Regions from separate parts of the Homo sapiens genome. Here region 1 is linked to region 2. A link is an interaction called in ENCODE POLR2A ChIA-PET data of the cell type or tissue named here. Cell type or tissue: PC-9. All regions are shown on one strand. Each heading gives the region's core, and the rest is flanking DNA. Links, peaks and the distances in the headings are about the cores only.

The links. Peaks named below come from ENCODE experiments on the same cell type or tissue, not always from the same donor. Only the 100,000 strongest peaks of a DNase experiment are listed, where the experiment ranks them.
Region 1: POLR2A ChIA-PET joins it to region 2 with 8 read pairs; 5 of 35 experiments call an interaction of 5 or more read pairs at or near these places.

What each region holds. Positions count from the first base shown.
Region 1 is chr14:75,311,779-75,314,699 of GRCh38, forward strand. No RefSeq gene overlaps it. Among named protein-coding and RNA genes, the nearest start is that of LINC01220, 19 kb to the left of the region's middle. In PC-9, for the core only: no CTCF peak of the experiment used is centred there; no DNase peak of the experiment used is centred there.
Region 2 is chr14:75,155,509-75,158,429 of GRCh38, forward strand. All of the region lies in intron 1 of TMED10 (transmembrane p24 trafficking protein 10), which reads right to left. Among named protein-coding and RNA genes, the nearest start is that of TMED10, 20 kb to the right of the region's middle. In PC-9, for the core only: no CTCF peak of the experiment used is centred there; a DNase peak (open chromatin) is centred at 1,629.

The DNA.
Region 1 (2,921 bases), core at 123-2,622, 160 kb after region 2:
AGTTTCAATTTGGGAAGATGAAACATTCTGGAGATGATGGTGATGAGAGTTGCACAACAATGCGAATGTACTTAATGCCACTCAACTGTAGACTTTAAAAGTTTCAAACAGTAAACTTTGTTATGTATATTTTACCATAATAAAAATAAATGTGTCTGTCAGTAAAGACTGTCTTCTTGCTGCAGCAGGAAATGGTGTTGGCTTGAAGGCCAGCATCGAGGGCACGTGGGTTCACCTCTTTGAACCTCAGCTGTATCATCCATCAAATGGAACTTACACTATCTTCCTTACTGCCAACTGTGAAGAGTGGATATGAATGCATTTAGTGAACAGAAATGCACCATAAGAATGTAATTTTTTTTTTTTAATTTGAGATGGGGCCTCCCAAAATGTTGGGATTATAGGCATGAGCCACTGAGCCTGGCCAAGAATATAAAATGTGATTAAAGTATTATTTCAAAATTCATTGTTATGGTACCCAAATGCCAAGAGGCAAAAGGAAAGGAGAAAGGGAGAGTTTTGGAGGAAACTAAGGAAAGGGTTATTTATATCTGGCATTTCTAGGAATTGGAAAATACCCAAATACCGTAGGAGAGTTGGAGAGAATTTTGGGCTCGTGCTCAGGGGCCTGAAGGTAAGACCAACTTGGACTATCATGGCAATTTAAAATACTTCTCCCTTTTGCTCTGCCTAAATTGAGAAACAGGTTAAGCCCACCCATCAAGAGGAAATGAAACAAAATGAAATAATGTCAAAACATCACCTCTCAAATTTCATGAAGGGAAATGGTACAGTTACAACACAATGCTGGGTGGAAGCTTATGGGACCTGGAGCCTCCAGGCATGGGTAGAACCCAGGTTCATCACCAGAGAGTCCCATTAACTGTCAATGATTTATTCAATGCATTTCTTTTTTCTATTTAAAGAAATAAGCCATTGGCCGGGTGCAGTGGCTCACGCCTGTAATCCCAGCACCTTGGGAGGCTGAGGCAAGCAGGTCACTTGAGGCCAGGAGTTCGAGACCAGCCTGGCCAACACGGTGAAACCCTGTCTCTACTGAAAATACAAAAATTAGCTGGGTGTGGTGGTGGATGCCTGTAATCCCAGCTACTCGGGTGGCTGAGGCAGGAGAATCACTTGAACCTGGGAGGCGGAGGTTGCAGTGAGCTGAGATCACACCACTGCACTCCAGCCTGGGCAACAGAGTGAGACTCCGACTCAAATAAAATAAAATAAAGAAATAAGCCATTCATCACTACCATCACTTTTATCATTACAAAATGTTTTATTAGCATATATTAGCATGTGGCAAGCACCAATTTAAATGTGGTACACACCTTATCTTTTCATTCCTTGCAAGGTGCAGCTTTTTTATAGATAACAATATGAGACTCACGATTACTGATTTGGTCTTTCTGGTTCTTTGTTTCCTGATTGATAAAATGAGAATAATGTTATAGCTAGAGAAGTTTAGCAGCTTGCCTCAAGTCACAAAGCTGGTAAGTAGTAATGTCAGGATTTCAACCCAAGTTCATCTGACTCCAAAGTTCCACCTTTGAATGCTATACTGCATTGGAGGAAACATTATTGCTAAGAAGCTTATGAAAGAAAATTGCTAATGAATATTATGCTCTGAGAGCAATTAGAATGTGCAATTGGTAAATCGCCTTATCATGGCATTGCATGATGTCACAATGACATGCAATGGGGAAGAACAATGAGCATCATGGGTGTGTATTAGCAGAGATTTGGCTTTAAAATGGAATGAAACCACAAAGTACACAAAGAACAGAGTATGAGGCTGGGCGCAGTGGCTCATGCCTGTAATCCCAGCATTTTGGGAGGCGGAGGCAGGTGGATCACTTGAGGTCGGGAGTTCAAGACCAGCCTGGCCAACATGGTGAAACCCCGTTTCTACTTAATATACAAAAATTAGCCGGGCATGGTGGTGCACACCTGTAGTCCCAGCTCTTCAGGAGGCTGAGGCAGGAGAATCGCTTGAACTCAGGAGGTGGAGGTAGAGGTTGCAGTGAGCCGAGATCACGCCACTGCACTCTAGCCTGAGCGACAGCACGAGACTCCTTCTCAAAAAAAAAGAAAAAAAGGACAACTTATGAAACAAGGCTTTGCTGCTTTATGTATGTGTACTGTGTATGTTTTGTTGAGTACGTGCTGTATGCTGCACGTGTTGCATGTGTATGTGTGTAACGTGGGTGTTGTGTGTGTGTGGTTGCATAAGTGAAGGAGAGTTGCATGATGAGTGATTTCTTCAATACTGAAGGCCGTACAGTCCCACAGCCAACACATAGTGCTTCCTGTGAGCCAGGCATTCCACCCAGTGTTTTACATATAATCCCTCACTCATCTTCACAACAACTTTGTGCGGTAGCTAGTAACAGTATTCTCATTTAGTGGACGAGGAAATGGAGGCTCAGAAGGATCAAGCATCTTGCCCTAGATCACCTAGATGGTACAAGGGAGAGCTGGGATTTGAACCCAGGCAGACTGGCTTCAAATTCTGTGTTTTGGTCTTTTCTTCATTTGTGTCCCTCTCGCCTTGTGAGAAATGATAGAATTATTCTCATTACATGATGGGAGAACCTGGGAACAATGTGAACATGTGTTGGCTCAGACAACAGTCTCAACTACACACTGGGGAAACGTGGGGAGGCAAACTCGTTTCACTGATTTGTCTCCTCTAAAACTTCTCCCTTTGCTGAATCCCACTTTTTTTCCCCTCTCTTTCTACAGGTGTTGATCCCAACTGTACAACCTGAATGCTGTTCTCAGAGTCACTTCCTGGTAACCCAAACTATGACCCAATAAATATTAGCTACTATCATCATCATCAATAATAATAATTATCATCATCCAAAAGCATTCTAAATAATAGAGAAAATAAGAGAAAGGGGGCAAAGGGG
Region 2 (2,921 bases), core at 164-2,663:
TTCACTTCACAATGTGTATGTATAACAAAACATCACATTATATATCTTGAATATAAACAATTTTTATTTGCCAATTATACCTCAATAAAGCTAACAGAGAGAGAGCGCTTCACTGCAATGTGCAAGGCATGCTACCAGAGGTATGCACAAGTGCCATGGGATTATGGAGGGTCAGGGAGTGTATCTAGGAGGGGGTAGCACATGAGCTGAGTCCTAAAGGATGAATTTCAATCAAGGGAAAGAGGGGTAAAGAAGTTCAGGGTAGAAGAGACAGCAAATATGAAGGCCTGGGTCCAGAAAAACATAAAACAAAAATATGGCATTATCATATTACTAATAGCTAGTATTTACTGAATACTTACTAAGTGTCAAATAATGTGTTGCTGCTTTATAAGCATTTTAAATTTAATCCTCACTATAACCCTACTGGCAAGAATTATTTCCCCCGTGTTCCATGGGAGGAAACTGAGGCCCAGAGAGGTTAAGTGCCTGGAGAGGTACTGGCCCAATCATGTAGAACTAGAATAGCATGCTAAGGAGTTTAAGCTTCATTTAGTACAAAGTGGAAGGGCAATAAGGAATTTGAAACAGAATGATGTGAGTCAATGACAATTCAGAAAGATGACGCTACCAGTACTATGAAGACAGACTATAGAGAGAGAACCCTAGAGATAAGGAGGTGGGTTGGGACACTATTCCAGTACTCCAGGTAAGAAAGGAGAAGGGCCTTCAGTATAGAGAGAAGGTGACAGATTTTATTTAATTAAAATAATTTTAAATTTTATTTAATTTTATTAAGGTTTATTAAATTGTATTTAATTAAATAATTTTATGTAATTACAAAAAAGTTTAGTAACCCATGAACTGAAGAGTTTGAGGGATTTTAAGGAGGTAGAGTCTACAGGACAAAACCAAAAAGTAAATGCCCACAGAGATCAAGTGAGAAACATACTGAGTCTACTGGACCAGCACAAGCCATACACAGCAAACTAGAAAAGATGGCCTGTGTTATAGGAAAAGCCAATGACTGCCATGGCACTCCAGGTTTTCAGATCATCCAGTTTTTCAAGAGAAGGTAGACATTTTAACTTTCATTTGAAATCTCTTAATTTTTAAATCTTTACAACCAATCCCAACATTTGAAAAACTATCTCAGGCCGGGCACGGTGGCTCACACCTGTAATCCCAGCACTTTGGGAGGCCGAGGTGGGTGGATCATGAGGTCAAGAGATCGAGACCATCCTACCCCGTCTCTACTAAAAATACAAAAATTAGTTGGGCATGGTGATGCGTGCCTGTAGTCCCAGCTACTTGGGAGGCTGAGGCAGGAGAATCGTTTGAAACCAGGGTGAGAGAGATCACGCCACTGCATTCCAGCCTGGTGACAGAGCAAGACTCCGTCTCAAAAAAAAGAAAAGAAAAGAAAAGAAAAGAAAAGAAAAGAAAAGAAAAACTATCTCAAGGAAAAACAAAACACACCTATAGAACCAAGTTCTTCTGGGCCAACAATTTTGCCCTCTCCACAGGACAGAAAGAAAGCTGACTAACATCACATAGAATGACTGCTGGGTAGCACTGAGATCTCAGCTAAGATAATGAACCACACATTTCTAGCGGTACAACCTAGCAGCCAGGATGCAGAAGAAAAGAAAAGGCACATGCATGAACTGATCGGAGCTTGGGGTTCTGCAACTGAGTGGTTTGGAAAGATAAAAGGGTTAAAGAATCATGCTATATACTTTACAAACATAATCTTTAATCTTCTCAGCAACTCCATGGAAACTGGTCTTGTTATTCCTGTTTTACTGATGAGGAAACTTAGTAACTTGTCCATTATAGCAGTTAATAAATAAATCGTGTTGGTCAGGTGCAGTGGCTCACACTTGTAATACCAGCACTCTGGGAATTCAAGGTGGGAGGATCACTTGAGCCCAGGAGTTTGAGACCAGCCTGGGCAATATAGTGGGATGCCGTCTCTACAAAAAATAAAATTAGCTGGGTGTGGTTGACATGCGCCTGTGGTCCCAGCTACTCAGGAGGCTGAGATGGGAGGACTGCTTGATCCCATGAGGTCGAGGCTGCAGTGAGCTGTGATTGTGCCACTGCACTCCAGCCTGGGCAACAGAGTGAGAACATGTCTCAATAAATAGCCAGGTGCAGTGGCCCACACCTGTAATCCCAGCACTTTTGGGAGGCCGAGGCGGGTGGATCACCTGAGGTCAGGTGTTTCAGACCAGCCTGGCCAACGTGGCGAAACCCCGTCTCTACTAAAAATACAAAAATTAGTTGGGCGTAGTGGCAGGTGCCTGTAATCCCAGCTACTCAGGAGGCCGAGGCAGGAGAATTGCTTGAACCTGGGAGGCGGAGGCTGCAGTGAGCTGAGATCGCACCACTGCACTCCACCCTGAGTGACAAGAGCAAAACTCCATCTCAAAAAAAAAAAGAAGTAAAAATAAATAAATAGTGTTACGTGGATTTGAGAAATGTCCAAAACCCACTCTCTTTCTGCATCCCATGCTGCCTTCCCCCAAAAGGAATGTCTGAAAAAAGAGGAATGTACAGTGGCCAAGAAAGACTAATAGAATCTTTGCATCAGTGCAAATCAGAGTTGAGAGTCCTCTCAAGTGTTAACACAGCACTGATCAGTCTGCATTCTCCACCTTAGAGAGATCAGCAGGCAGCCACAAGGTAAAGACCTTGAAGTTAGCATCAGCTAAACAATCAAGGGAAATTTAGCCTTGAAGATTCTTAAAGGCCTCTTGTTTGTGTGATAATTTTTCTGAATCATAAACTGAAAGAAGCAGCATAAAAAAGGACTACTTTATTTTTATTTATTTTTGAGAGGGGGCCTCACTGTTGCCCAGGCTGGAGTGCAGCTGCACAATCACAGCTTACTGCAGCCTCAACCTCGTAGGCTCAAG